Linked DNA regions of Mus musculus: region 1 is linked to region 2. Evidence: chromatin loops called from intact Hi-C (ENCODE). Cell type or tissue: left cerebral cortex. All regions are shown on one strand. Links, peaks and the distances in the headings refer to the core of each region. The heading gives the core; the rest is flanking DNA.

What was found. A loop is a pair of places that touch in the nucleus more often than their neighbours do. Peaks named below come from ENCODE experiments on the same cell type or tissue, not always from the same donor. Only the 100,000 strongest peaks of a DNase experiment are listed, where the experiment ranks them.
Region 1: a loop joins it to region 2, with 2.7 times the contacts of the local background. A loop is called at or near these places in 3 of 42 quality-filtered maps.

The regions. Positions count from the first base shown.
Region 1 is chr13:99,487,165-99,503,049 of GRCm38, reverse strand. The region is part of intron 2 of Map1b (microtubule-associated protein 1B); the gene reads left to right. Among named protein-coding and RNA genes, the nearest start is that of Map1b, 21 kb to the left of the region's middle. In left cerebral cortex, for the core only: CTCF peaks have their summits at 6,760 and 9,652; a DNase peak (open chromatin) is centred at 6,688.
Region 2 is chr13:99,346,177-99,362,061 of GRCm38, reverse strand. Mrps27 (mitochondrial ribosomal protein S27) reads right to left here. Exons shown (of 11, transcript NM_173757.3): 2 at 13,653-13,730. Among named protein-coding and RNA genes, the nearest start is that of Mrps27, 9.3 kb to the right of the region's middle. In left cerebral cortex, for the core only: CTCF peaks have their summits at 5,444 (motif pointing left) and 8,842 (motif pointing left); DNase peaks (open chromatin) are centred at 5,426, 6,164, 6,561 and 8,736; H3K4me3 peaks cover 547 bases; H3K27ac peaks cover 1,272 bases.

The DNA.
Region 1 (15,885 bases), core at 3,280-11,279, 140 kb before region 2:
ATTACGTCATTGTCCAAGGTGACAGGAGGAACTCAGTCGTTAAAATGACGAGCCTTATTTTCATGAAATAACCAGGCTCACTGAGGTAAATGGTGCCTGCCTGGGAAAGAGTTATTTTATTGCAAACCCCTAGCTTCCATCGGCCTTCCCTCTCGAGCCTGCCTAGCCTGCTTGCAGGGAGGGCAGCCTGCTTGCCCTCCCTTGGCCATATTTGCCCCTGTCCTATTGTCCCCTTCAGACTGATGGGTCCAGATCACAGCACAGAGCCTGCCATTGTCAAAACAGCCCAAAGTCACACTGGACTCGGAGTCCTGTGGTGTCTGTGGCACGAGGCTTTTGATACCTGTAAGATCTGCATGCCTCTTGGCTTTCAAGTGTCAGGGGTTCTTTATATTCACAGCCTAGCACACTAGGCAAGTTCCCTCCTTTGACACAGGTGTGGCCAACGTAAAGGAAAAAAACACACACACATCACCGTGTCATTTCTGTGTTCGGGTGCCTTCATCCCCCAGGGAGTTAATGACAGCTTGTTCACACCACCTAGAAATAACTATTCATCTCACTTCTCTTTTGAAAAAAAAAAAAAAAAAACCTGAGTAGAAAGGATGTTTTAGTCTGCCGACAGTAATGGCTCTCAAGCCGTTCCTAATGGGCACTGTGGAACTACTCCATGCAGACTAGCGTAGGCAAGACCGTGGCAGGAAGTGGTCTGCCTGGGCTCAGGGGCCGTGTTAGGGAATGCCAATAACTGGCCATTAAGTGCAGCTAAGTGCAGTCTGGAGCAGCTGCTGTCACTGCTCAGCAAGGAGACATCACAGGCGGCCTCCGTGCATTTTTCTTCTTTTTGGGGGACTAAAGTGCCTGTGATTTTACTCGGGGTCTAAAAACACACAACAGTAGTGAACCATCATGCCCGCAGTCCCACACTTGCTTCCGGCCACCATTTGGGTCTTTGTGGTCCATGTCCAGCATTTGTAGCAATGTGCTAGGGAGACTGGCAGATGAGGGAACAGATGAAACACAAACGGAGAGATTGCTTCTTGAATTTCAGGCACTTGGTATTGTGTACCTATTAATAAGCAAAGAGGGGTGAAGGGAACTGTGGGGGAAGATATGCCCGCTGTTCATGATCTAGATGGGAAAAGATATCATTCATTCCTTTAAAACTCACTGTTATTTTACAAAGAAAGCACTTCCTTAGTCTACAAATTGTGTGTTTGTGTGTCTGTGTCTGCATGTGTATGTGTGTGAGAGAGAGAGAGAGGCAGACAGACACAGAGACTGACATAGAAGAGCTTTTTATTCTCTATTCCTCAAGACCGGGAGTGAAATGAAAACCCTAACAAGCTCTATGTTTTGATTGTTCCAACCCGTGGTGACAAAGGTTGCCCAGGTACCAGCACTCCGCCCCCAGCAGCAACCCAAGACTAATTAAACGCTACTGCGGCAACGATCAAGTATCTCCAAACATCATACCCCAGGGCTCTCGCTGGCTTTGTTTTCTCACTGCAGTCTGAGGGTGATAGCTATTGTGTGAAGTCATATTTCCTTGGTCCTGGAGACATGTGGGAAAGTGAAGAGTACTTCCCCCAGGGACACACCTTAAACATGAGCTGCAGGGCCTGGGCAGCTAACACAAACAAGACAAAAATAATGTGACTTTAATAAACTCTTCCAGGGCTTAGAAGGAGTGAGACAAATGCTCTCAGAAAATAAGATGAGACAGTCAGTATAGGATTTCAGAAGAAGTATGTGATTCAAAGCAAGGATTGAAAGCCCAGAGAGTGTACCACACCTCAGTTTGAAAGATTCAAACGGTTGCTGCTAACCGTTGCCACAGGATTTGGAAGGACTGAGGTAAAACCAACACCTTAAGGACTGCCCTTATTGTCTGCCCTTTGCTCTTAAGCCAGTCTTTCCTTAATAAAATGGGATTTCAGCCGTCGTGAAAACAGTCACTGCCGAGTGTCTGGCCCAAATGCATAGATTCCTGGGGAAGCCTCTCGAGGCTAGTGTAGGATGGAGTAGCTAAGTGCTCAGCACACCACACCTGGCCCTGAGCCCCCGCCTCACAGTGTTGCCTTTGGGTTCCTGAAATTCAGCCCCAAATACCACATCTGGCCAAAATAAAACAAAAACTGAGAGAAAGGATCAACGATGGGCTATGTCCTGCTGCCTAGGTGAATGATGCTGATAGGTGAACAGCTCTGCAGCCCCCTGGTGGAGTCTTCACAGGTTTTAAGCTTTCGGCTGGGAGACCACACTTGCAAAAGATCAGTGCAAGCTGCCAGTTAACTGCACTAGACAGATGCACTGCATGCCTGCTCAGATGAAGGAGTGACTGTTCTTCAGCTAGAATTCCAAGTATCTTCTCAGTGCAAAATTCAGATGGTGCAGTTCAGGAGGAAAACTCTGTGTGTGTGTGTGTGTGTGTGTGTGTGTGTGTGTGTGTGTGTGTGTGTGTATGACGGGGTGGGGGGTAGGGAAATATCCCCTGGAACTGAAGTTAAGTAGACAGTTATGAGCTGTCATGTGAGTTCTGGGAACTGAACCTGGGTCCCTTGGAAGAGCAGCTAATGAATGCTTTTAACCTCTGAGCCATCTTTTCAGCCCCTTAACATATTTGAAACACTAGGATTGAAAGGTCTATGAAAGAAACTTTATTTAAAAACTCTGCCTGTCCCACCTACTAGGACTGTCAATCAGGAAACAGTCACAGCTCAGAGCATTGACTTCTCAGGACAGGGGCTCTTAGCCCTTGCCTTTTCCTCTCTCTCCCTGTAGAAACTGTGAGCCAGACCAACTTAATTGTATTTGCACAACAGCAGACACCTGTGTGGAAAGTATTTCAAGACTCAGATCGGTGGGTGTTTCTATCTACACAATGCCAAATAGGAAATAATGTCATTGTCTTTTCCCATTTAAATAAGAACGTGCATGCTGGCATGTGGTCCTGCTTTACGCCTCAGACTAAGTACTTATGCACAAGTTTTGGAAGAAGGCCGAAGGATTACAGCCTATAAATTCGGGGATTCAGTGTGGTTTGAGTGTGTTAAAAGTCCCAGGCACATCGTTTGTTGCACATAATTGAGAATAGCCTGCATTTTAATGAGCATGATCAGCTATGCATATCTTGTCATGTGAACCATCAATTAGCACGGCATAATTTAACAAGTCAGTACGTGCAGATATAAATACCCTTGGGGAGCTATGATCAAATCAGATTATTACCAACAATGTGTGTGCAGGTGATCGTTACCAGAGAGCCGGGGTTATCCAGATGGAAAAGTGATTTTTATGGTAATATGGCTTGTGATTGGCTATTGCCATCTGAGGCCGTATTCACTCACTCATTATCTATCTATCTATCTATCTATCTATCTATCTATCTATCTATCTATCTATCCATCCATCCATCCATCCATCTATCTATCTATCTATCTATCTATCTATCTATCTATTCATTTATCTATTCATTTTTGTTTTTTGAGACAGGGTTTCCCTGTTATTTCCTGGCTGTCCTAGAACTCCCCCTGTAGACCAGGCTGGCCTTAAACTCTGAGATTTGCCTGCCTCTGCTTCTGTGTATGCCAATGCTGCCTGACTTACATATGAGGCCTGTAAGGCAATGGCTCAATTTTTCCCAAGTCTAATTTGATTTTTTTTCCTAAAGGCTTACTTTAATGTATGTATCCAACCCTATATGACATTATTGTGTGTTTACACAAAACCCTTATAGAGCATGCTGAAACTTGAAAGAAAAATGTATGTATGTAATAGTGCTATTAGTGATAATGTATGTTGACAACAGTATGGTGGTCAGTCACTCAAGGTTCTGTTGATAACTTTTTGAGGGGTTATTCTTCTCCAAGTTTTACAAATTCAGTGATACAGTCCTTTTGTTTTGTTTTGTTTTGTTTTGTTTTGTTTTGTTTTAGGCAAATACGTCAGAATTCACTTAGACTCCCTGAATCAATTAAGATATTTGTAGTAAATATGGGTTTGGAAATGTATTCTTCCTTCTTCTTTCCAGAGTGATGTCTTTAAAGATAGCAGAGAGGAGACAGAATGAGATGCCTTCCTCTTTCTCTTTTTTAGTTCACCCTTTAAGCAAGTATTGTCATTTACTAGATGCACAGGCAGCATCACTGAAGGGGTCACAGAGCCCCAGCCACACCCTCCTCCTCTCTGAAAGTGTAATGTAAAGTGTAGTTGATTTCTTCACCCCACAATCCTTTAAGAAGCCACTAAACACAAAATCCAGTCAAGATTTAGAGCAGTGGCTCTCAGCCTTCCTAATGCTAAGAGCCTTTAATACATTTTCCCTCATGTTGTAGTGACCCCCCCCCAACTATAAAGGCATTTTCACTGCTACTCCATAACTGTGATTTTGCTACTGTTATAAATCATAACACAAATATTCGATATGCAGGATATCTTGTAGCAACCCCTGTGAAAGATTGTTTGACCCGAGAGGGGCCGCGACCCACAGGTTGAGAACCCCTGATCTAAAACGCATGGAAAGTGAAATTGTTTTTAAAAGCTTGTTGCCCAAAATATCTTAAAAGTTTACATTTTGGAGCCACTTATATTTCCACTTATATTCATAATGTGTGTGGGGGGGTGGGGGGTGTATCACTTCACTTTTAAATTACAGTTGTACACTACTATAGGAGCATAAGCAATTGAGGTTGCATAAACTCCTAATAGATCTGGGAAACACTGTTTTTTTAAGGGATGCCATAACATCACAGGGAAACGTGACATGCCCCCGGCCACGCTGATGAAAACCCCTCTACATTGTTACCTGTACGAAAGTGTAGCACATGCTACGGTGATAGTACATCGTGGTTGATAAGGATAACCAGCTATCACTGATCAACGTGGTTGCTAAAATACGCTTCTCATTGTGACTCAGAATATACTCTAGGAGAAAAAAAGTTTTCTATGTGCAAACAGTAACAGAGCCCCCCTCATTTGACTGTCGCTTGGTTTTGCATTGGGCCTTCACACATATCATTCATTCACACACAACCTCCATGTTGTCTGCTTCTCTCTTGCTTTCATATTTCCACTTCATTTTTTAAAATAGTGTGTCTCCCTACTCTCCAATCACAGTCATGTTTTTTACAAACCATGTTGGTTTGGGTTATTTTTAGGCAGGAGGTCAGTGTTTTGTTTTTTAAATAAGCCTTACATCACGGTTGGTTATGCTATTATGTCCTGTCTGCTTTTTGTTTTCTTGTTTTATACATAGAACAGAGATTATTTTGTGCCTTTGGAATATCATTCCAGTGTATAAATACAAATGAAATAATGTGTCAAATTAGCTCACTCCATGGGGTCATCTAGAAATAGGCTTCTCTCCGTAGACATTCTGCTGCTGGCAACCTAAGCAAACTTCATACGGCAAATGGATTCTCTATGCCTGGTAAACAGACTCCTCGCAAATTTGAAATTAGTTAGCAACAAAAACAACAGAAGTTCCGATTTACAATTCAGGAAGAAAAAAAATAAAGGAAATAAACAAAAACATACTTTGAGTAAGTAAAAGCAAGACCTTAAATTAATCACGGAGCAGATTTCAGAACGGAACCTTCCAGGAGTCTAACTTTCTGATCCTACTCCTTTTCCTTGTGAGAAACCACAGAGACAAAGAGGCTTTAAGTTAAAGAGCCTTAGAGGGTAATGCCAGGACCTAGGCAGACAAGGTCAAGATGGTGAGTCATGAGAAATCACTGGCTCAAGAAACTAGAACCACTTTACAGAGTGAAAAATAAGCCATGTTAGACAAATGAAAACGTGCAGTCATTGCTTACATTATTAGCACTTTTTTTTGTTGTTATAGATTTCCTTTTAGCATGAAGGTGTTGGATATTTATTTACAAACTATCAACTTTCAGAGACTTGACAAAAACAAACAACCAATTTCTGAGAGAGATAGAGCCCTCCACAGGTGGGCCTGGGATGGACAACCTGGGCTTGAATCACCTCTGCTGATTAGATGTGTGCTCTTATGGATAAATTCTTGAACTTCAGTGTTTTCTAAACTTTATCTCAAAGATCCTTTTACACTTAATATCCTGCTATTTTTTTTTGATAACATCAACTCATAGTAAAAAAAAAAGTCACTAATATATTTGGTAAAGTGCTTTATATACAAAGGTAGTCATAACTGTTAACTGTGAACATAGCCGATGGGTCAAGCCAAGATGTGTTTGTATGAAGTTCTTGGGCATTCAGAGTAGAGCAGGAGAACTTACTGGGATGAATCAAAATGTAACTCTTCACACTCACCTGCTCACTGTCCCTAATGGGCATCGCTTGTCTGTGGAGTCTGGGGCTCTGTCATATATGAGGGCTAATAACGATGTGATATATTAGTTAATTAATTAATTAATTAGCTAATTAATTAATTAATAAACAGACGTTTGTTCCCACACACTCTCCTGTGGTTGGAACTAACTGTCCATCAAGATTCAGAGGCGGGCTGGTGAGATAGCTCAGTGGGTAAGAGCACCTGACTGCTCTTCCAAAGGTCCGGAGTTCAAATCCCAGCAACCACATGGTGGCTCACAATGATCCGTAACGAGGTCTGACGGCCCTCTTCTGGTGTGTCTGAAGATTGCTACAGTGTACTTACATATAATAAATAAATAAATCTTAAAAAAAAAAAGATTCAGGGGCACTTCTCAGTCACACAAGTATGTGCCTCCAACTGCTAAGGAGGAGAGGAGAGTGTAGCGCCATCTAGCATATGACAGAGGAACAGGTCCTCCAAGGATAACAAGGGAAGGGCCTTCACGGGTGAAATTCAGCAAAAGTCTTTTTCTTTTGTGCTTAAGAAGGATGATGGTCGCTACTTATATTTCCTAAGTTAGCAGTCTGCACTGCCTCGTTGTAGAGGATGCAGGGTTGTTTTTGGTTTTGTTGTAGACTTTGTGAGGATCACCGGAAGCTTACGATCCTCTATGGCTTAGGAAATAGGAAGCGGGAAATGGAAATTATTTAAGATCTTTCTATAAAGATGGTAAATGTTAAATGTATGAATATTTTTCAGAAGACTTTACACTATTCTGTTGAGATATAAGAAAAAAGGCTAGAGGCTGACACGAGTTTTCACTGACCACCTAGAGACTCGTGATTAGTGACAATTGGTTGGTGGCATCAGTAACTCCAGGGACCAGAGAAAGAAACCAGCGCGTTTAAACATAGGGGCGTCAGAACTCAGGGGTTGGTTGTAACTGTTACTGAGGTTCTGCAGTAATGGAACCACAGCACTCAGAGAGGTCCTCAGAGGCTCAGCATCCTCCTGCCTGCCTTTGTTTACTGGATTCATAGGAAGTGAGGGTGCTCCAGCGTCCGCCAGGCTGGTTATCTCTACCGTTTGCTTTTCATAGGTCATCGTGATGCCGCTTGCTTGCATGGTGGCTCACTCAACTTTGGGTGGCTCTCTATCGTTTCATAGAGGACATGTCTAAATTAATTTTGGGGATACCATTATTTTCCAGAAGTCTGCTTTGTTCCTTTAAGAAAGCCTTATAATTTTTTTTTTAAGATATAATTTTCCACTGACTCTCAGGCCAGAGTACTCATTTTATCATGTGCTGTAGAGCTTTTTTAAAGGTCCCATTTTGAGTTCTGTTTGTTTTCTCCCTGGAAATGTTCTTCTAGGCTCAGCATGTGTCAACAGGCAAGGTTGCATAGGTTCTCCTTCGGGAATCTCACGATCCCTCTTGAGTCCCACCCAATGCCGCCTCCCCTTACAGGGACATTTCCTAAACTCTATCCAGTCCAGGTTGCCAACCACAGAGGCCTCATCCAGACTCGGCTCTCTTTGGTTCTTAAGAGGAGGAAGGCTCAAGAAATGAGACCGGTTTCCCCCAAAGTGTGTCTTGCAGCCTAGAATTATGGACAGGTGTAAAGGACTGAGTTCGAGCCTCTCCAGCCTTCCTGAGTCTGACTGAACAGGTAAAGGGGGAGTGCAGAACAGTTAGGGCTGGACCACACAGGTTCAAATGCAAGCTCCATGTTATACGTCAATGCTCTGTGCCTCAGTTTCCTTACTGAAGACCCTGTTCTACACACAGTGGATTTATGAGTATTCGGGAGCTACATGCTATGTGAAGGGTGGAGATAGTGAGGCCGTATTAAATGATGTTATTAATACGCTGCTTTCTTCCTTGGGTGAAACATGCTAAAATGGATACTTTGATTGCGTTCTATGCATCTCTTCTCCCGTGAGGCTTCCCCCTCGACGTACCTTTTTGCATGACACCGGTTTACTTTAAATCACCATGGCCATGTTTGTTGTCATTAGTAGTGATGGTTCTATGTCTTTTCATGAGTTCTTCAAAGACTCGTGAATTTGGAACAGAGCATCTTCTTGTCTGTCTCCATGCCAACCCACTTCTTTAACTCAGCCCAAGTTGAAGCAGTCATTGTATGGCAGAATCTCTGTTTGCGGAAATCTGCCATTCAAAGCTGTCAGCATGTTACAGTCTTTGAGATGATTCAAAAGCCGTATTTTTCTAGAGGGAGTTGCGTTCTTATTTTCATTCATTTCATTTATTTTCGTGTATTTAAGAGTCCCCCGGTAAGGTTGACTTGCTCCATGGTAATTAGCAGAATATCCTCTTACTGTTTGTCTTGCTCTTTGGTGTGAGCCTTACTGAGCTGACCTTTACCTTACAGGGCTCCTCTCCCCTTAACTCCTCCAGGGCTGTGACATCACATTGAACTCTGCCATCGTGTCCCTTCCCTAAGTAATATGCAGTTACTTTGAACTATAAACCAATATTTCACCAAGAATGCTATCTTCTGTTTTTCAGGTTTTCAGATACATGTTCTTAAAAAGGGAAATATCTGTAGTGGTGAGGAGAGCTTTCGTCCCTTTAGGGGAATGCTAACAAGTGTCAGGAAAGCTGAGACCTCTGCTGCATCCTGACTGTTCAAACTTAGCATACCGTTGGCCACTCTGTGCAGTGATGTGTAGAGCCACTCATATAAGTGGTTGTGTTGAGCTTCTAATTTTCTCACAATATTAGCTCCAAGTTCCCTGGAGCCAAGTTTTTCTTTTCTTTTCTCTTCTTTTTTTTCTTTCTTTTTTTTTTAAACTTCTCTTCGTCTAGTCAAAGTCTTTCCCACCTTGAGACCAATTGAAATTCCTGTCTTCCCAATGGTACAGTTTAAACAGCAATCCCTTCCTATAGCCTCGACACCTACCAAAAGAAGCCGCACATCAATTCTTCATGTCACTCTAGGAGTGGCTATGCATGAATTGCTTGAAAATGCATAAATTGGACAAGGCATATTAGACTGTTTGAGTCTGCCACCATGGTAGCCCACCGGCTTCTTTAATCCTGTCTAATGGAGGCAGGCAGTCTGTAAATGCCATGGTTAGAGAATGTGCTAGCTACTGTCTTATCATTTTTGATACATCTCAAAAACCTGTGTTTTAAAAAGGGAACTTAGGTTATTTAACATTCAAAATGCTGATGATATTAGTTGCCTTCATGTAAATCAGTGCATCATCCATATGCCAGGCGCTGTGTGGATATCTTGTGCTATGAGTGTATGGTGTAGCAGTGCTTTTAAAATGCTCTTCTCTGTCTGTGCTTGTGAGGTTTTTTTATGTGTTCATGTTGTCTTTTGGGACACTGCAGTTCAATGGGCCTCGATAGGGGGGAAATGCAGTTTCACTTCACTGGTCTCTAGGAGATGTTTTTGCATCAGAAAATGAAGGCTGGCCAGTGTAGTCCTTTGATTTCTGCTCCTTTTGGTATTGCCACAGCAAGACCCCCTCAAGTGCATTACTGAGCCCCATTATATTCACTCCCCCTCCCCCCACAAGGCCTGGTGAGAAGGGCTTGCCTGTAGCTCCCATCCACCTCCCTGATCCTGCATATTAAACCCTGTAATTATAGCAGACATTACATTGTCTCCTGTCCACACCCACCCTCCTCCCTATAGGATGATGTCATTGCATGTCAAACAGGGGATTAGCATGAGGAGAGAAATTCTACTGCCTTTTTTTTTTCCCACTAAGAAGAATTTGGTTCTGATAAATTTTCCTACGAATAACTGCTGTCTTACTTCATAGGAGAAGTTTTTAAAAGGAGAGGAAAAACCTTGATAGCACAGAAACACACACACACACACACACACACACACACACACACACACTGGCCGCATGAACAGAGATAGGCGCTGCTGGCCGCATCTGCAGCTCTGTCTATCACTTAGTGGCCGAGCAGGGACACAAAGCAAGCCTGGGAAATCGCCCCCTTGCCTTACAAAAGCAGGGGCGCATCAGTCTTCTCAGAGCCCACAGTGGCCCTGTCCCTGCTGCAGAAAATGGCCCTGGAAAAAAAGCAACAGCAACAACAACAACAACAAGGTCCAGCCAGGGTGGTTGCTGGGTAGAAAGGGGATGCAGGCAGCTGGTCCCATCCGTCTTCAAAATGTTTGTTTTTTCATGATGGCGGGGATGGAGGATGTTCAAGTCCAATTTGTTGTGTTTCAGGCTAGAGCTCTTGTCTTCCCAGATGGAAAAATAAGTTAAGGTGCAAGATGGAAGCCGGGTGTCATAGAGTTTCTGAGCCCGGATTGGAGTTTAACAACCTTTTTCAATTCTTCCAACAAATGTAAACATCGACTTGGATATAGAGAAGAAAAAAAAACAATAATTCTAAAAAATAAGGAAATCCTTTTCTGTATAGGCAGGGCGAGTTGTTTTCATGTTTGAAGCAATCTGAGAGCTCTAAGTTGGAAGAGTTAGTGTAGGCCCAAGTGCAGCCTGGCTTAGCTGTGGGACCCTGGGCACCTCAGAGCCTCGACCTGCTCACCTGTGCAATGGCATTGACTAACTAGCCTCAGCAGCCACACCTCACAGGGGAAGTCTGGCAAGTATCAGAGGTCGTTTCCACAACCTAAAATCAGTTCAGATAGCAGGCTAGAGTTCTGAGAATAAGACACTACCCTAAAGGACAAAGCCTCTCTCCCTATTTCTGTCAGGCTTTCACAGAACCAGACAAGGACACTGCCTCCAACCTGTCTAGCCCCTTTTCTTGTGGAGGAGACACGGGGACTGTGAGCTCCAGAGCCACCTGCATTAGAGATCCTTTGAAACTGTTGGGCTGGCGGATGTTAGTTGTTTGGAAATTGGAGTGTTTAAAACCTTTTGCAGTGCACTTGGGCCGCTGAGACCCTCCTTAGAATTTAGTTTCTTTGGGTCCAGACCGTATTTTCTTGTCAGGGATGATATTGCATACATATACCTCATCTTTCCATCCTATTCTTGCTCTGCCTGGGAGGGTGGTGGCTGAGTTGCTTTTTTTTTTTCCTCCTTTTTGGGGGCATTAGGGGGGTGGAGGTTTCAAACAGGGTTTCTCTGTTTAGCCCTGGATGTCCCTTTGTAGACCAAGCTAGCCTCGAACTCACAGAGATAAGCCTGCCTCCCAAGTGCTGGGGTCAAAGGCGCGCACCACCAAGCCTGGCCTTTTGTTTGCTCTTCAGATCTTTTTCCCAAGCGGGGCTTTTAGGTGAGTGGTGCTTGAGGAGTAAGATTCTGAAGGCTAGTAATTTGACCAACAGTCGTCAATTGCAGTTCTGGGTTGGCTACGTGGTTGGAAGGACCCTGGGATGTGTTTGAGGGTTCTAGAAATACTATACTGTCAAGGCCACCTGTCACATTGCCCCTGTGTAGAGTGGGAAGAAGGGAGATGTCATGGCCACGTGCTGTCTCTGGATTCTGCTCCATGCAGAGTGGGGGCTTCACCAAAGCTGACTTCAGACATGGGCTCTCATCCTCAGTTTCTCCAGAACTTTCTTCTTCATTGGTGGGATGCTGCCTCCACTCCAATTGTCTGCCAATACGCCTTGGGTCACTTGGAATGTGGATAGCTCTCCTACCTTGTCATCATGGGAAGGCTGTTACAGAAGGGTTGTCAGTACTTGTTCTGGAGAGCTGAAATTACTGTCTGGAGATGGCCACATCCTCCTCTCCCAGGTTGCTGTAGGGACATCAGGGTCATCTTCCCCATTACCCCACTTGTGGCCCCGCTACACTCTCAACATGGCTGTCATCTGACTTATCCGTGGCTTGGGTTTCTGGGATAAGGTTGAATCTGCCTGCTAGGACCTCCTTGCCCGGATGCTGGGGAGCGATAAGTCACCTTGGTTGCTTTTCACGGTCATTTCACCATTACCGTCTGCCAGACCCTGCTCTGAGCCAACCTGGCTGAACTTTGTTCCGTTTTTTTTTTCAGTTGCTGGCCAGATGCTCTTCTGCATCAGGGTGCGTCCAGGCTTGGTTCTCTGTTGTTACTTTTTGCCTCTGGGATATCGACTTGCCATGTTGCCCTGGCTAGCCTTGCTCTCCCTATGTCTGTCTCTACCTTCAGAGGGCTGAGATTATAGATGAGTATGATCACATAAGGTTCTTCACATATCCCCAGACACCCATTCATTTTTTAAAAAATAAACTATGATCTTAATTTATTGTTCTCATTTAGTTCAAGCTAACAAACCCAACAGGGAAAATCTTGTCTGGAAGTTGCTATCCCATCCCCCACCTACCTACCAAACCTACCTACCCAAACCCAACCAAACAAAATCAGCTCTTTCCAGTGTTAAGGGATCCATACATACAGGAGGCACTGAGTTACCCTCTCAAGCACCCGCATTAGTTTTATTGTTAGAAACCTACGTACCTGGCTCAGAGTGTTCGCATTTGCTCATTTCTGGTTGTAGAAAGGTTCAGGTTTGCACATCCTCTGCTGCCTGAGGATAGAGCTACCTCCCTGCCCTTGTGCTCCTGGCACTAAGTTGACCAGATTCTTGCAATAGCTTGCATTTGGTTTACATCAGATCTCCCAAGGGCTGAGGAATGATTCACAGCCCCCAAAGATCAGCTCAGCACACTCCCAAGTGCAGCTTCCTATAAAGAGAGTGGCTACTCAACTGCTGTCTGTCCGAACAGGCCAGTGATGGCTCTGGTGCTTGGCTATGGACCTGCATGCATTGGAGCATGATCAGTGACCATTGGTCCAGTTACTGTATTCACCTGATGTTTCTGCATTATCTTGGAAAACACTACTTCTCCTAGATCTGCTCCCAGAGGAGTTGGAGCCAGTCAACATGAGTCACAGCTACTGTTTTACATGAGCCCCAAGTTAAGTCGCATTTCCTGGTTGAATTCCATGAAACCCTATGATCATCAGCTGGTGAGACCCATCTTCACCAGAATTTGCCCTAGCTTCTCCTTAACTACCCGAAAGCATTGGCTTTAATCTCATTTGGAGGTGTTTCTAAAAAAAAATACATACTGAAGTCACCTTTATTCATGTATCTTATTACAAAATTCAAAATTTGAATTACTATGATTCTTTAAACAGGGCTCACATACCTATCTGTGATCAATATTCACTCCAGAAGTATGATTAGGAATTAGAACTCAACACTCCTTTGGGTTTGGCTGAAACCTCTTCTCTCTCTTACCCAACTTAAATAGCTCTGATATTTGAATGTGATTGAAAATCTGTAGTCAAAAAGCCTCTAGTCAGCTGTTCATCTTTGGTATCTAGTATTAAAATCACCGGCGTGGGAAAAGCACTAATACACGTACTACCTTGGCCTTATGAGTAGTTGCCAACTCTTCTGCTGTTTACCAGCAGATGGCATGACTTAAGGCATATCGCCATGCAACTGAAAGTGGTTCTCAAGGTATTTGCCTCGAATTTCATAGTAAAAAATTCAATTTCCCTGTTTTATAGAGAGCTCTTACAAATATCTAAATAAAGCCTTAAAGATGGGCATATGCTATGAACATTCAGTTTACACACACACACACAAAACCTATTGGTAGAGAGAGACATATTACACCATTATGAACCTCTGAAAACCACAGAACCTCTGTAGATGAAGCAATAGGAGTGATACGAGAAGGTGCAGCCTTGCCCGCCATCCACATGGCTTTGAAAATCGTTCCGCACAGTGTTGGCGAAGAGCGCAGGCCAAGTTCTTCCCGTTCTCCTACTGGATACAGATGACCTTTCTGACACAGGAATTTCAGTAAAATCCAGGTAGTAAAAGTGCATAAGCGTTTTGACGTAACAGATCCATACCAGCCATTGAGCCTATGGAAAGAAACAGAGATGTGCATATAGTCAGGTAAACATGGCTTGCTGTCGTATTACTTATATGTTTGAAAAACTCAGGGAAACCCCTGAGATTCTCCACAGTAGTGAGTGGTTTAGTTAACGATGACTACGCGAGAGGATGCAGTGCTCAGCCCACATTGCAAACCACGCATCAGTACACACATGGTGGCTGAGAGGAAAAAAGAATCATGAAGGTCGTTACAGTTTGGTCCTAATGTAGTAGTAGTCAAAACAATGCTTGTCTTTACAAAAATGCACCAGACTTTAATGTGGGTTTCCATCTGGATATTTGCACCTATATTTTCTCTATACTTTTACGTTTTGCGCAGTAGTCGGCTGTTACTTTACAATCAAGAAAAGCCGTAAGCATTTCTTAAAAATGATACGCCTAGCATTTGAGACGGGAGTCACTCCCCACTTTGTCTCATGGAAATGAGATTCAGTAGTGAGCGCTGTGTCCAGGGGAAAGTCGAGCACATTTGAGTCAGAGGTTTGAAAAGCTCTTCAGACCCTAACCTCAGAAACCTCAGACGTATGTAATGATACAGCACTAAAAGCCGAGATGTCAGCCTGAGTTAAGGAGGTTCGAGTAGATTCGTAAAACAGCAATGAGAGAGGAAAAAAAAACAAACAAACAAACCAGGCTCTGCGATCTTGGGGTTGGGCAGCCTCTTTACTGAATCTGTGTCAAAGTAGATGGTGTTGGGCCTGCTCTGGCTGCCTGTAGGTACATTTTGTGTTTGATGTTGGGCATATCACCAGACTCTCTGTACTATCAGTATTGGATGATTATTTTTGTTTGGACTTTGGCATTTTGGTACTGTTTCTACCCCTGCACAGTGAGGTGTGATTCTGAAGATGACTGGCCAGTGCAGAGGCAAAGGGAGCCTGCTTCTCCATCCCACTCTTGGATCCAGTGTGTCTGAGGTCCTACGGTCCCCTGCCTCTCTGTGTCTCTCTGTCTGCCTCTGTCTCTCTGTCTCTGTCTGCCTCTGTCTCTCTGTCTCTTTCTGTCTCTCTATCTCTGTTGGTCTCTGTATCTCTGTCTCTGTCTGCCTCTGTCTCTCTGTCTCTTTCTGTCTCTCTATCTCTGTCTCTGTTGGTCTCTGTATCTCTGTCTCTGCTACCTCTCTCCCTCTCTCCCTTAAGCATAAGTAGTTCTGGCAGATCTGGAATGAATATGTAGATCAGGCTGTCCTCAGATCCACAGAGCTGCACCTGAATCTGCCTCCAGAGTGTGGGGATGAAGGAGCACTGAGGATGAAGGTAAGTGCCACCACACCTAGTGGCCCAGGTATTTTTGATTAATAAAACACCAGGATATAATCCTTGGAAGGACCATAGTTGATGCAGCAAGAAAGGACGTTTAATTCTCTCTTGGGGATTGATCACAAAATGAAAGCAGAGAGTCGCAGAGTCTGGGCAAGCCTGATGTGTGCTTTAACAATGGGTTTTGGTTTATAGAGCTCAGGCTAACTTGCATCTCATTTCTGGTGGAGGTGTTTTTAACATTGATACCTCGTAGGTTCTTCATCCATTGTAGCTGGTCCATTAGAAGGGCTCTGTTCAAAGGATTTTTTTTTTTATCATAAAGACTAACATTCATGGGCCAAGCATGGTGGTACATACCTTTCATCCTGGCACTCTGGAGGCAGAGGCAGGCAGACCTCTGAGTTTGAGGTCAGCCTGGACTATAGAACAAATTCCAGGTCAGCCAAGGCTA
Region 2 (15,885 bases), core at 4,406-12,405:
TGGGATTTGAACTCAGGACCTTTGGAAGAGCAGTCAGTTCTCTTACCTGATGAGCCATCTTGCCAGCCCTCCAAATGGTTTATGTCACATCCTGTCACTGTTTCTCATGTTTACAGTACTTTCTAGCTTCCTGCACTCTCAGCTCATGGTCCTATTCCATTTCGGTAGAAAGATAATCAAGAGAACATTATTATCCTTGTATCAAATCTACCAGGCCAGTGCTAACTCTGTCCTCATTTGATCTCTATCTAGAGAGATCCTTAAGGAAATATTTATCGCTCACCCCCACCCCACCATTTCTCAGGCTCCGTGAGGATTGTCTTTTCTTTCTTTTGATGTTGGAATGTCCAACTCTCAGTGGTAGAGTATGCTATGGCTTCATGTCTGGGTTCAGGTGCTACGTGATGGCAGTCTCTCCTACAGCTTTAATCTCACAGTTGGCTCTGTGTGTGGATATCTACCCCAATTCTGGCTTTTTATTTCCAGAGCAGCCTTTCCAGTTGTATAGGAATATCTCCATTTGTGTGTTCAACAGGCCTTTCAATTGCATGTCCTCTAAATTCTTCAACTGTCCACTCTAAATATGTGTTCCCTATCTCAGTAAAGAGAGATGGCTGGCTGGCTGGAAAAGCAGGAGTTAGCCTTGATCCCACCGTTTTTCATACTAAGTAACTGGTCATCAACACCTACACTTATTTCATCAACTGCACTGCTAGGCTTCTAATCTCTTACTTCCTGACCACGCTTTAATGACCATTAAAGGGCCTAAGGGATAACTCAGTTGGTAAAATGTTTGCCAAGCAAGCATGAAGTTTGATCATCAGCACGAATTTAAAAAGCCAGCTACGGTGGCATGAGCTTATGATCCCACTACTGAGCAGGCCACTGGGGCTATCTGACCAGGCAGCCAGCTACTGTGCTGAGCACCAGACCAGTGAGCAACCTTGTCTCAAAAAACAATCCTCTCACCTACACCTACACACACACAGGTATGCACAAGCCAGCATCATGCACACAAACATACATGTCATCACCTCACACACACACACACATACACGTACAGGTGTGCACATGCAGCCAGCAGCATCCACACAAACATATATGTCATCACCTCACATACACACACACATGCACAGGTGTACACATGCAGCCAGCAGCATCCATGCAAACACAGTCGTCACCTCACACACACACATACACACACACACAGGTGTGCACATGCAGCCAGCAGCATCCATGCAAACACAGTCATCACCTCACATACACACACACATGCACAGGTGTACACATGCAGCCAGCAGCATCCATGCAAACACAGTCATCACCTCACACACACACACACACACAGGTGTGCACATGCAGCCAGCAGCATCCATGAAAACACAGTCATTACCTCACATACACACACACATGCACAGATGTACACATGCAGCCAACAGCATCCATGCAAACACACAGTCATCACCTCACATACACACACACATGCACAGGTGTGCTCATGCAGCCAGCAGCATCCATGCAAACACACAGTCATCACCTCACACATACATGCACAGGTGTGCACATGCAGCTAGCAGCATCCATGCAAACACACAGTCATCACCTCACACATACATGCACAGGTGTGCACATGCAGCTAGCAGCATCCATGCAAACACACAGTCATCACCTCACACACACATGCACAGGTGTGCACATGCAGCTAGCAGCATCCACACAAACACACAGTCATCACCTCACACACACATGCACAGGTGTGCACATGCAGCTAGCAGCATCCATGCAAACACACAGTCATCACCTCACACACACACACACACACACACACACACACACACACACACACAGGTGTGCACATGCAGCCAGCAGCATCCATGCAAACACACAGTCATCACCTTGCCCTTACAACTGATGTTCTGTCAAGTAAGCAGGTTGGGGAGGCTTTTAAAGATAGTTCAGGTCCTGTTATTCTCTTTCTGAACCAAGATATTTTCTACTAACTACAAATACCCATATAAGATGGTCCCTCGTGCCCTTACAGTAAAAGCGTCAGGGAAGAAGTGAATTCACCAACCTACACTCAGTTCATAGGACAGTTCTGTGAAAAGCATCCAGGACTACCTAAAGGCAGGAGTCAACGGAAGAGAGGATAAGGAATGCACGGGCTCACTTCTCAGGCTCTCTCGGTGACACGAATAGCAAAGCTGGAGGCACTGTGACACACTCTGCTCACTGGTCACTTCTTACTGTGCTTTTAACTATTTCCCTTCTTGCCTCAGGGAAATGGTCCCTATGACTTATAGCAACTGGGGAAAAACAACTTGGTAAAATTCCTAAAACCTAACCTGATATAAAAAGCCTTTTTAATGACTATTTTAAAAGTATTGAAACAGGTGATTGCAGCATCTGTAAAACCTACAAACAGATTCTTAAAACCCCTTCCTATCAGGGATCAATAATACTGTCAAGTGCACCTGCTCATAATTAGACACTCGTGCCACCAAGTCTATAATTCTGACTACTTTTATGTTAATGATCAATATGAAGAATTACCTCCCTTTATTCAAAATTCATACTATATTTTTAAAAAGCCAGGATCAGGAGCTACTGGCCTAATTAAAATGGCCTGCAAGGTCCTCTCCCTTGTCCTTTTCACGCGTATGCACAGCGTGTCACCCTCACAGGACCGAGGCAGCTCGCCGACCACCTTCAAGCATGGTAACCGGATTCCATCTGAAGACTTCACACCAAGGCGCACGTCTTTAGTGAAGTGGAATTGGCCAGGGCCTCCATCTGAGGGGTAGTATTTACACACTGCTCGGGTTCGCTGCAAGCGCTCTGCGTGGCCAAGGCCAATCACCGTGCGTCCCAGAGCTGCTGTGATGAATGAGGCAGAAAGCAGGGAAGGGCGGGAGGGCCGGGAAAGCAGGACAGCTGCAGCATATGGAGGGCCAGCACCACAGGCTCCTGGATGGTGGCCTCCACAGCCAAAGTCACACTCCATGCTTTACTGAGGAGCCAACAGATGCCCAAGTTCTGTTCAATGGGCTGTGCCAAGGAGGTTGCTTCGCTGGGTTCTCGGCTCCCCAGGAACGCTCACTGAAGCTGATGGCTGCAGAGCAAAGAGTGCGGGAAAATGGATCTGAAATACAAACTCATTTAGCAGAATTTTCAACTACACAATGTGGAAATATGCTTAGAAGATGAAACACAGGATAGTATTAAAACGTCTTATTTGACAACAGCAACAGCACTGAGGATCTAAGGACAAAAGAGGATTTACTGAGGATTTTACCACAACAGAGTGAACTCCCAGGGGTTTAAGACTGAATATCTAGGCCTGCCATCCAGGGTAAGGATCATGTTCTATAGATCTGTAGTAAGCCAGGGCATTCGACTCTGTTAGCAACAGATCCAGCAGCTGATGGTGCAGCCGGTCAAGAACAATATGAGCTGTGTAAGAACTCCATGCAGAGAAGGAGGCGGGATGTGAATGTGGTGTCTAAGCCCAGGGTGATACTAAGAAATTCTATTTCTGGAATAAGATGAACTGTATTGCTTTAACAACTCTTTTTACCAGAAAAATAAAATTGAGCTTTGAAACAGGTAAGCCTAACTGCCGGGGCCACAGACAACTCACACTTGGAGGACTTGAGGAGTAACTGTAGTGTTGGGTCACCCCAGGGGACCAGCGAGACGCTGTGGACCTTTGGTTTTAGTACCTGGTGGCATCAGAGAAAACTCAAGTCTCCGTAAGAGGTGAAACTGGTTAGGAGGCTCTTGTGTACAGTCACGTTGGAGCTGCACACGTATCGAAAGGAGAAACTGGAACAAGGACCGCTCTTCTCCCAGGATGCGACACAAGTAAGCTCTGGTGCCCGAGAAGCCGACATACGCCTTCTTGGTAATCCCCAAGTGTGCCAGGCTAAGGATTTTATTCAAAGAGGTGTTCTTTCCCACAAAACCTAGAACCGGCAAACTAATCTAAACAACAGGACTGCAGCAATCATTTCCTGGGTGCCTGGGTGTGGAGCAGAAAGGAGCAAGTGTATTAAAGGACTAGAGACAACTGCCTTTGGAGGTGACAGGACTATGATGTATACGGTCATGTGTAGCTCCACAGTTGTCAAAACTTATTAAACTATATGCTTTAGGTATGGCTTAATTTTATGTAAATACTGCAACAAAGTTCAAAGGAAAGGGAAGACAGGACAGAACAGGAAATAAAGACAGGCATAGAGCTGCAGGTCTACATTCCTAGCACCGGGGACCTGAAGCAACGAGAACACAAGTTTGACACTAGCCTATGATGCAGGTCATGAGCTTGTCTCAAAAAGCAAGCGAGCAATAAGTTAAAAAAGAAGGTTAGATGTGAGAACTAGTGACCTGAATATCAGGCAGAAATTAAATTACCCAGAATGCAAGAAAAGAAATGTGAGAAGGATGACACTAAGAGACATGGAGAATAGAATAATTTCTGAAAGAAACTTAATTTACAAAAAAGTAGACCAAGAGAATGAGGTGAGCTGACAGGTAATGGGAAACCAGCGCATGCGCGCTTGCGTGTGTACACACACACACACACACACACACACACTCACACAAGGCCTGTGAATGTGTGTGGAGACCACAGTTCAGCCCTGGTTTCGTTCAGTTCCTCAGTCACTGTGCCAACTACAGTGATCTGGCTCTCAGTGACACCCAGGGGTCTGTGTGTTTCCACCTCCCCAGTGTTGGCATTCCAGGTGTGCACCATCACCTGGCTTTAAACAAACAAACAAAAAGATGTATTTTATTTTCTGTGTCACGTTTTACCTGCATGGAACCTCCTGGTGAATGCTAGGAACCAAACCCACCAGCAAGAGGAGCCAGTGCTCCTAGGCAGAGTCACCTCTCCAGCCCCACTGCCTGCCCCCACCCTCCCCCATCCTGCGTCCTCATTGGGTGCTGGGGATCAACCTCTCTTTCCAGCCCGGCCCTATCCCCGCCCACTCCGCCATCTGGCCTCACCTGGTGCTGGGTATCAACTCAGGTCCTTGAGTTTTCTCAGCAAGTGCTTTACCACACCAGCTGTCTCCTGAGAGCTTTTCAGAATTAATAATAAAAGACTGTCTTTTAAACACGTGTCCCACAAACAACGTTAGATTCTGTGTCACTGAGAAACTGGAGAATGGGATCCTCTTACAAACAGTGAGGAGGAAAATCAGGGGCTCCTTACAAAGGGGAACAAAACCAACACCATCCAAACAGCAGGAGGGCTTTTGTCTGTTTTGTTTTGAGCAGTAGCTTTGGAAGGCAGATACAGACTGAGATGAGCAAATGAGGGGCTGGAGAGATGGCTCAGTGGTTAAGAGTACTGACTGCTCTTTCAACCGTCCTCAGTTCAAATCCCAGCAACCACATGGTGGTTCACAACCATCTGTAAAGGGAACGGATGCCCTCTTCTGGTGGGTCTGAAATCAGCTACAGTGTACTCAAATGCATAAAGTAAATCTTAAAGAAAAGAAAAGAACACTAGCAGCAGGCCTTTACACTTAGAAAGGGAACACAGCAGAGACATTTGAAACAAGTAACACAAACTGTATTTATTACAGCTGATGCTCAGAATTGACTTGATGCTCAGAATTCTTGAGAAGAATTGAGAGTAGATAAAGGGGCTGAGATAGCAGCTTAAATCCGGTGTTTTGAAGGATGAAACTTTAGTATTGGACAACAGCACAGTATATCACTTATCCTTTGTGTGCCTGTGCGTGTGTGCGCGTGCCTGTGTGTATACTATTCTAAAGGATAAAGTGGTGAGCATTAGAATTTGTTAAATAATTACCTTAGAGGGTGTAGGATGATAATCTTAAAAAATGGAAACCGAGGCTATAACTTTCAGACCAGCGGCATGGGGGAAATGTAGCTGAGTGAGGGAAGGGGACTGGGAGTCTCGCCTGCCTGCGTGTCACGGGTCACGTCAATGAGCAGCTTTCTTTTATCACATGCTTCACCACAGTTCCAGAAACACACTTTCCCTGTCAAATAAGATGGATGCTCTGGGGCCTAGAGCAGGATGGAGCTGGGACTCATAAACTCACTCACCGGGCAGAGGATTTAGATAAACTCAAGGCTGTCTCAGCAGGAAGTGTGCACCCATCATAGGCACATGCTGCTCAGGAAAGGCTCTCACCATACCTGAAGGAATGAAGTTCCCAAGCTGCAGCTTAGAGTCCTCCAGCCTGCAGTCCACACCTCCTGCTCCCCCAGCCTGCAGTCCACACCTCCTACTCCCCAGCCTGCAGTCCACACCTCCTGCTCCCCAGCCTGCAGTCCACACCTCCTGCTCCCCAGCCTGCAGTCCACACCTCCTGCTCCCCCAGCCTGCAGTCCACACCTCCTGCTCACCAGCCTGCAGTCCACACCTCCTGCTCCCCAGCCTGCAGTCCACACCTCCTGCTCCCCAGCCTGCAGTCCACACCTCCTGCTCCCCCAGCCTGCAGTCCACACCTCCTGCTCCCCAGCCTGCAGTCCACACCTCCTACTCCCCCAGCCTGCAGTCCACACCTCCTGCTCCTGCTCTGTGGAAAATGACGGCTCAGCTAGGCCAGCATAAAACTCACACTGCAGCACTCCACTTTGAACACAGGCTAGAAACGCTCATTTGCCTTCTGGATGGACTCTGCAGTGTTCTCCCACCCCAGGGCCTGGAGAGACCAGTTAGGTAGAGATGGCTGCAGTATAAATTCTCCTCTGTGTTTGCGCACAGGCAGAAGGCTGAGACAGAGATGAAGGGAGGGAATCCAGGCCTTGAGCTCTCCACCCCAAAGCTGCTGTTTTCTGAACTGTGACCTTGAGTTTGCTCCCGCAGCCCTCTCCTCCACTCCGCTCCATGCTGTAACGTAGCATCTCCCTAAGCCATAAAGTAACAAGCAGCAAAATCAAATCCCCAGAAACCATTCATTGGCTCTCTAGAGCGTCAGGGACTAAATCTGCAGTAACTATGGAAAAGGACAGCAGTTGGCCCATGAAAGGAATGACATACTGACCTCCCTAGATCTGTAGGAAAAACTATGAGATTCCGGGCTGTATTGTCTCCAGAGTTGGGTTGTGTGGACCTCCTAACAATACTGACTCTTCCAACCCATGGCAAACAAAAATAAAAGCAACAACATTAACAACAGCAAAAAACAAGGGATAAGACTAACCACAAACAAATTGATCAAAAATAAGTCCAGCTAGACCATCTATCATGGTAAAAACCATATTAATAACAACAAGCAAAACAAGCCCTGAGCCGGGCATGGTGGCGCACGCCTTTAATCCCAGCACTTGGGAGGCAGAGGCAGGCGGATTTCTAAGTTGGAGGCCAGCCTGCTCTACAAAGTGAGTTCCAGGACAGCCAGGGCTATACAGAGAAACCCTGTCTCGAAAAACAAAAAACAAAACAAAAACAAAATAATCATCAAATTATTTTTTACAGCTAGGACAGATGGAAAACCAGACACATCCAGTACCAGCAGAAAGACGAAACCTGCAAATCAAGAGTGTGAGATGCTCTACAAAAGGTGTCTGCTCGAGTGTGACATGTGAGTGTGACATGCAAGTCCTCTGTAAGTGAAGAAAACATATTTAAGACATGACAAAATGTGAACATGCAATGTTTAAGGATGGCATTATAGCTTACTTTAAAAATTGCCATCTTTTGGAGGTCCATATCAAAATTGCTATAAAATGATTGGATGATAGACTGACTTAAAAAGCAGTCTGATGGAGGGGTATAGGCTATAGATGAAATCGAACTAATAACTGTTGAATCTGCTTTACCCCCATGTTTATACCCAAAAAAAAAATTTATTAAAGAGTCAAAAGAAAGTACAACTGTATTTGTGTGATTCGGTTGGGTCCTTGTTCGATTAGAGCATTAAAAATATGAGCATTAGATTTAGAGCATTAAAAATATGTGTATAAGAAATACCAGAAACCCGGCAGGCGTGGTGGTGCACACACTCAATCCCAGCGCTTGGGAGGCAGAGGTAGGTGGATCTCTGAGCTCAAGGCCCTCCTGACTAGCAATGGTTACAAGGTGTGACCTGGTCTCAAAAAACAAAAATGGCAGAAGCTGGTTATTTCATATATTTATGCGACTACTTTATATATAACAATGGCTTTAAAAACATCTTATCTTTTTGAAATATACAACACACAGAGAGAGAGAGAGAGAGAGCTTCAAAACAGTCCAAAGGATTAGGAAGAGGAGCAGACATAAGCTGATAACAGCTGAAAGCAGATGGCGGGTGCTGGGGTTCTTTACAGCAGTCTCTACTTTCCTGCTTTACACTTTCTCGTGTAAAGTGCTAAAGTGCTTTTATGAAGCAGCCTCTGGTGTTGCAAATCAGAATTTCGGCTGTCTGAAGAAAGCTAGGCACATCCCGGTCTCCAACGCGTTTAGAATGCTCCAGCTCCTATGCAGGTGTGCTAACTTTCTGGTAACTCACTGCATATGATCTGTGCATCTTTTTGAACGCACAAAAGCAATGCAACAAGTAGCTTTCAAGAAAATAGGGGGTAGCATTTTAATGTTCAAGGACTCTAGGCACCCTTGAAACAGCCCTCCCCAGGGACGGCGGGCGGAACCAAGGACGCCACACCCGCAGCGGCACCAATGGGGACCACAGGAGCAAATGCCTCATATCGGCCCTCCTCCTTCCTCCAATCAGCGAACCCGACCCAAGCACCTCACGGCCCTCCCAGCGCGATGTCCAATCACGACGCTCCACATGAGCGCACATTTCCCGATAGGCCTGCGCCCCAGCGCAGATGGAAGGGTGTTTCTCGCAAGGACCACACTGCCATCTACTGTCCGACCCACGGAAATGCAGCCACAGGAACACCTGGAGCAGTCAGCAGTCTCCCTGCTCAGAATCAGAGCTCAACCCTTACCAACGCAGTCATGCCATACACAAAAATGTGCATCTATGAAACAGAGGCGGTAGCAGTTACTTCCTGTTACACAATGGAAAAGTTCCGGGCAGTCTGAATTCCAAACTTTACTTCACATCAAACATACACAGGGACATACACAAGGGACCCAGGGACTCATTCACTCTGCATATTTCTAGGATGAATGTTTAGGAACTAGAGCAGACATCACCCATCCCTGATTTATAGCTATAGACATGGACAGCGACAGCTGAAAGTGGTAGCATTGGGACACACACCCAGATGCAGAATTCATATCGTGCTACTCAGGGAAGGCACGAGAGGAGACAGAGTAGGAAACCAGTTCTCACTGGAGGCAGAGGGGCAGCAATGACTCGATGTGTTCAGTAAATGGTTAATTTACTCAAGCATTGGTCTTAACAGAGAAGAGACAATAGGCTCCCCATGATATTTACCAGTCACAGATTATCATCATATTCTTTGGTGTCTTAGTCAGGGTTTCTATTCCTGCATAAACATCATGACCAAGAAGCACTTGGGGAAGAAAGGGTTTATTCAGCTTATACTTCCATACTGTTGTTCATCACCAAGGAAGTCAGGACTGGAACTCAAGCAGGACAGAAAGCAGGAGCTGATGCTGAGGCCATGGAGGAATGTTCTTTACTGGCTTGCTTCCCCTGGCTTGCTCAACCTGCTCTCTTATAGAACCAAGGCTACCAGCCCAGAGATGGTCCCACCCACAAGGGGCCTTTCCCCCTCGATCACTAATTGAGAAAATGTACAGTTGGATCTCATGGAGGCATTTCCTCAACTGAAGCTCCTTTCTCTGTGATAACTCCAGCTGTGTCAAGTTGACACGTACATTTGACAATGTGTTTATTCGTGTAACCAGGGCAAAGACCTCTAGACTTGTGTCCATGTAAATAATCTAACTATACCTCCACACCTAGGAAAATTTTTAACAATAAACTTTCCCAGAATGCATCCTTCCTTTATGTATATGTTCACAGCACTATGGGTAATTCACGTATGGCACATGAGAACAATCTTTGCTATATTACTATTGGATTGTCCTAGCACATGGCTTCTAAGGGGAGAATAACAGAATTTGAAGGGCATCTTTACGTATGTGTAGATTATCTGTGACTCTCACCTATGACTGGATAACTGGCACTTTCTGATAGAAGGCAGAGAAGTTGTATCACATGCAATGCTGTGACTCCCGACAGAACCCTGCCTCTGTGGAACCAAGCTCTAACCACGGGATGGAGAGCACAGCAAGGCCAGGGAAAGCTCCATGCAGATGAAGGGGGCTCAGAGGTGCTGGGTAAGAGTCAAGAGCATCTAACATCCGGCTCCTGTTTCTACTCCCACTCAGTGACCACTAAAAGGAACAAGAGTTCCCAAGGAGGGCTGAGTCCAGGCTAGGGAGCTACTAAGCCTAGAACACACTGTTAAGTGAGAAAGCAAGCAAATGGTGAGAAAGAGAACATGGAAAATAACTGGAAGCATTTATATTAGCCAGGCAGCCTGGGATGCTGGACTCCAAATAATGACAGCAATGAGCCAGTGGGAAAAAAATCCCACCAATCAACAAATGTCAACATAATGTATGATCACAGATAAAAGGAAACGAGGTCTGCTGCCTAAGGGGAACGGTGGTGCCAACTAGTAAGTATGAAGGGGTGGTGGAGGTGGAGAATCACCGCTCTGCAATCTTTACAGCACAGACTGCCTCGGGCCAGAAGCACAGATGGAAAAAAAAAAATCTAAGGGGAAACTTGAGAAGCAGCAGGAAATCGTGGCTATGTTAAAGGTCTCCCTACTGGTCAAGAAAACCGGCCAGTGCTGCAGCTGAGAACTGAGATGCATGTGCCTGGGAGATCAGAGCTGACATGCAGAGTGGAGACAGAGGCGCCAGCTGTGTCCGCATCAGATACCCAGGCAGGGTCATGTCATCACAGGGCAGTCTGATGGGGAGGCAAAACTGGAATCAAATCATAAAGTGTGATGGTTTGTATATGCTTAGGCAAGGGAGTGGCACTATTAGAAAGTATGTCCCTGTTGGAGTAGGTGTGTCACTGTGGGTATGGGCTTTAATACTCTAGTTCTAGCTACCTGGAAGGGAGCCTTCCACTAGCAGCCTTCAAATGAAGATGTAGAAGTCTCAGCTCCTCCTGCACCATGCCTGCCTGGATGCAGCCATGCTCCTGCCTTGATGATAATAGACTGAACCTCTGAACCTGTAAGCCAGCTCCAATTAAATGTCCTTATAAGAGTTGCCTTGGACATGGTGTCTGTTCATAGCAGTAAAACCCTAACTAAGACATAAACAAAGGTAAGAAAGTCATAAGAAATAAAAAAAGATAAGGCATACTTTCAAAATAAGAAGACTTGATTTAAGGGCAACATGATCCTGGAATCATCCTGTATTAGGGGAGGAAAAAATTGGATAAGGGACATTTTGAAGTCAAGTAACAAAAAGCATATGAAGAAAAGTATTAATGAATAAACTCAATAAATGTGCTATGGTAGATGACATGCATGCATACTGATGAATTTAAGACAGTTAAAAATAGCATTTGTGTTCTCCTCTTGTTCTCTTGTTCTCTCCTCTTGCCCTCTTCCCTTCTCTCCCTCCACATGTTCCTCTGTCTCTCTGTCTCTCTCTCTCAACTCCCCATGCCCCACATAAACTATTCTATACTAAAAAAACCACAAAAAAAAAATCCAGCATATGCACACCTCTCTGATAGGGACAGAATAGATTACACACACACACACACACACCCCAGAATGAGAAAACAAAAACAAATATATCAAAATGAAAACAAAAGTGAATATGGGCAAGAGCAGAGAAGTTGAAGATGACTCCCAGGGGCTAGGGTATGAGTCAGCGTGTCAGAACACCTGCTGCTCAGGCGTGAAAGCCTGAGCCTGAGTCCCAGCACCCAGAACAGAAGTCCGGAACGGTTGTGTGCAGGCCTCTCATGCCACTCCTGAGGGGTTGAGGTGGGAAGCTTGCGTGGGTTTGTAGGCGGTCAGCTCATCTCCAAGTTCAGTGAGAGACATTTTTACTACTTTAAAAACAGTTTCTAATTAATGATACTAATTTCATTTTAACACACAAATAGAAAATACTTCTTGCATACTTAAAAATAAGCAGGATTTTTTTTCATTAATGCATTCTTTAATGAAAATTGACTGAAAACAGACCTTTGAGTTACTCAGACCTTTACCAAAATCTTGTTGAGTTTTAAAATAAAAATGTCACTCAGGTATACTTGGGATGTCTGATTTCGCCAGTATAGTACATGTGTGCCCGTGCCCATTGTCCTGTGGGCCAGTGGCAGTGCATGGAAAATGAAAGGGTGTAGTGACTTCCAAATCCTCAGTGATGCTAAATACTTCATTATATTTCAAAATACTCCAATACACCACATTACTTCAGTTTTGTTTCTTTTTTTATAACTATATAAATTTTAAAGTATTATGCTTAGTAAAGTATATTAGCTTTGAATCTAATCTGCAGACACTATAAAGTGTTGGATTTAAAGGCTGTGCTAACCCTTAAAAGCGAGAGTCAGACTAAGTTCCCTGTGGAGGGCTTCATCACTCCCCTTCAGAACCTGCCCAGCTCTGCTTTGGCTGAGCCTGGCCACACACACGTTCCAGAGCTGCTGTAGACACACACACACACACACACACACACACACACACACACACACACACACACACATTCCATAGCTGCTGTACACACATGCACTCCTGGCCACACACACGTTCCAGAGCTGCTGTACACACACACACACACACACACACACACACACACACACATTCCAGAGCTGCTGTACACACACACACACACACACACACACACACACACACACACACACACACACATTCCAGAGCTGCTGTACACACATGCACTCCAGAGCTGCTGACCAGCTCTACAACTCACATTCTCAAAGGAGACCATGATCACTCTGAAGCATCCTAAAGGTAGCTAGCTGCAACTATCAGCTACATCCTACTTTTCTAGAACACTCCATCACAGAGGACTGCTTTGTTCTTATCTAACACAAGCACAGAGAAATTGTCAACAGTGGCACATGGGGGGGTGTGTGTGCGTGGATATGTTGGGTCAGCACAGGGATTCCTGTGCACAGCACTAGTGTCTCACTGTCCATCGCCCATCTATTCACTCCGCAGTGTCGGGACAGTGCTTACACATTTGGAAATGTGCTTGTGGGGTCAGTGACTTACTTCTTTTAGGCCTTGGTAATTTATACAGGGAAGGCTGCTTGCTACCTGTGAACTATGAAACAAGGAACAAGGGAAACAAAAGGTTCTCTGAGCTTACTGCTGGGAAGACACTCAGCATCTTTCCATGGCTTCCATGAGATTGCAAATTTGCTTCCACACCTGTCACCTGGCAATGATACTGTAAACCAGAGGCAAGCTGCATGGAAACTACAGTGCAGTGAACAAAAAGCAAGAAGGAACTGTTTACACAGCCTCAGCAGTGCAACCATCACGGCAGACAACACAGTTTCCAGAACGCAGGGGCAGCAAAGATGACCCCCCCCATGTGTGGGCATTACTCCTTTTAAATGCACTTCTGTGAGCAGCGCCACCATAGAGGTCTCTCATGACATGCATGCGTCATGTGAGCGTATGACTCCAGGTCTGTGGAGTGACCGCTAACAACGGTGTATGGCAGGACCTACCCAGATGGTATTCCTCCTTCTCTCTGGCTTCCCACTGGTGGCTGTCCACGTACGCTGCAGAAAGCAGGCATCTTTTACCTGAGGGAAAGACAATCAGCTCAGCAGGCGTGTTTCACAGATCTTCTTTACTGAACACAACTTCTGTTGTATTTGCAACTACCAGCTTGTGCATTTTTAAAATTCAACGTGATACTCTAACGACTGCTGCAGAGTTCACAGCAAGCACGGAAAAGCCTGAAAAGCTCTGCCCCAGTTTTCCAGGCGGGCAAGCTGGTTCTTCTCAGCTTCTGATGTGAAAGCTGAAAGCCATTTGTACGATTGCCAGCTCTTCAGAGTCCTAAAGTCCTTCTTAGATCCCAAACAGCCTCTCAATCTATGCTAGGCTATTAACTGGATGAGTTACAGTTATCAATCCTGAAAATATTTCCATTTGACTTGGATTAGAATATTTATCAGTACTTTGCATAAAGCAAAGAGGTATTTGTTTGCTTGTTTGTTTGTAAACAGGGTTTTTCTGTATAGTTTTGGCTGTCCTGGTCACTCTGTAGACCAGGCTGGCCTCAAACTCAGAAATCCGCCTGCCTCTGCCTCCCAAGTGCTGGGATTAAAGGCGTGCGCCACCACTGGCCGGCAAGCAAAGAGTTTATACCAAGACTTGGTATATCATTGTAATGAAACACTATTTAGCGATTTAAAAATAAGAATCCTGGGCTGGAGAGATGACTCAGTAGTTAAGAGCACTGACTGCTCTTCCGAAGGCCCTGAGTTCAATTCCCAGCAACCACATAGTGGCTCACAACCATCTGTAATGGAATCTGATGCCCTCTTCTGGTGTGTCTGAAGACAGCTACAGTGTACTCACATACATAGATAAATAAACCTTTAAAAAAAAAAGAATCCTGAAAACATTATGGTAAGTGAAAGATACCAGCCTCAAATTATGTCCCACTTAAAAGAAGCATTAGAATAGGGGAATCTAAAGAAAGGAAGCAGGTCACATGTCACCTAGAACTGGGGACGGGGGCTGAGGGAGTAAGAGTGACTAGCAACAAGAGATATAGAGTGTGATAAAAACATCCTGAGTTGGTTGGAAAGATGCTTGCACAATGCTGAAAGTCACACAACTGTGTACTTCAGTGAGTGAGTTGTACTGCATGTGAAGAGAAGGAACTCTAAAATAAAAGGCAGCTACCCAGAGATCATAACAGATCACACAAGGATTACAACCTGAGTTTTATGTCAGTGAAGAGTGACTGCGGATGACACCTAACTTTGATTTCTAGCCTCTACATACATGCATTCATAAAAGCACGATGCAAGCATGCATTCACACACGCACACACACACACACACACACATCTTTCTATGATGCTTTGTGCGTGTCATAAAGTCATAAAGAGCAAAGGTTTCTCCATCACTGCATACAAGCTGAGGTTCTAATAACGTCACAACCAAAGAATTTCTACAGCCAGGGGCAAAAGATGAAAGGAGATGGACACAAAGTGGAAGATCTAGATCAGACTCTCAAACTTTTTATGCATATGAGTCTCATTAAAATGCAGATAGTTTCTCTGTAGGCCCAGATTGCAGAGAGATTCTACTTATCCGACAAGTAACCCAGTAACAACATTCAAAGTGCTCAAAACACATCTGAATGAGTAAGAGTCTTCAGACTCACAGGCTTAGGTCTGGGCCTTGCCAGTCCCCCTCTGCACGTGCCATTCAAAATGTCTCCAAGCATTTTGTTTGTTTGTTTTGTTTTTAAAATAAGAAAATAATGTGATTGTGAAAATAGACAAGCTTTAGCAGCACAATTTAACTTTTAGCCCTTGTGGTGCCAATAATAAATGCTATGAAGATTGGGCAGATCATACACCTCTGTATCTTTTTCATCATACACAAAATGAGGGATACCACCTATCAGCAGGGTGGTTAAGGCTCACTAATGCCTGTCTACGAATTATGGTACCCAGTAAGTTTCCTTCCCCTGTCCTTTTCACATACCTGTTGTTGCTCTATCTCAGTTCATTTTTCTTCTATCTTTTTGATCATTTGGGCTGTATTCTTTCATCCTATTTTAAGTAGACTATGTAGAAGTCTTAAAGTGTTGCATATACTGACTCATCTGTCATGAATTTGTACAAGCTGAGTACTTGAATTAGGGTATTTATACACTGATGTACTTATATTGCCTTCCTATAGCCTCCATCTGTGGTCTAATGCAGTGTCCAAA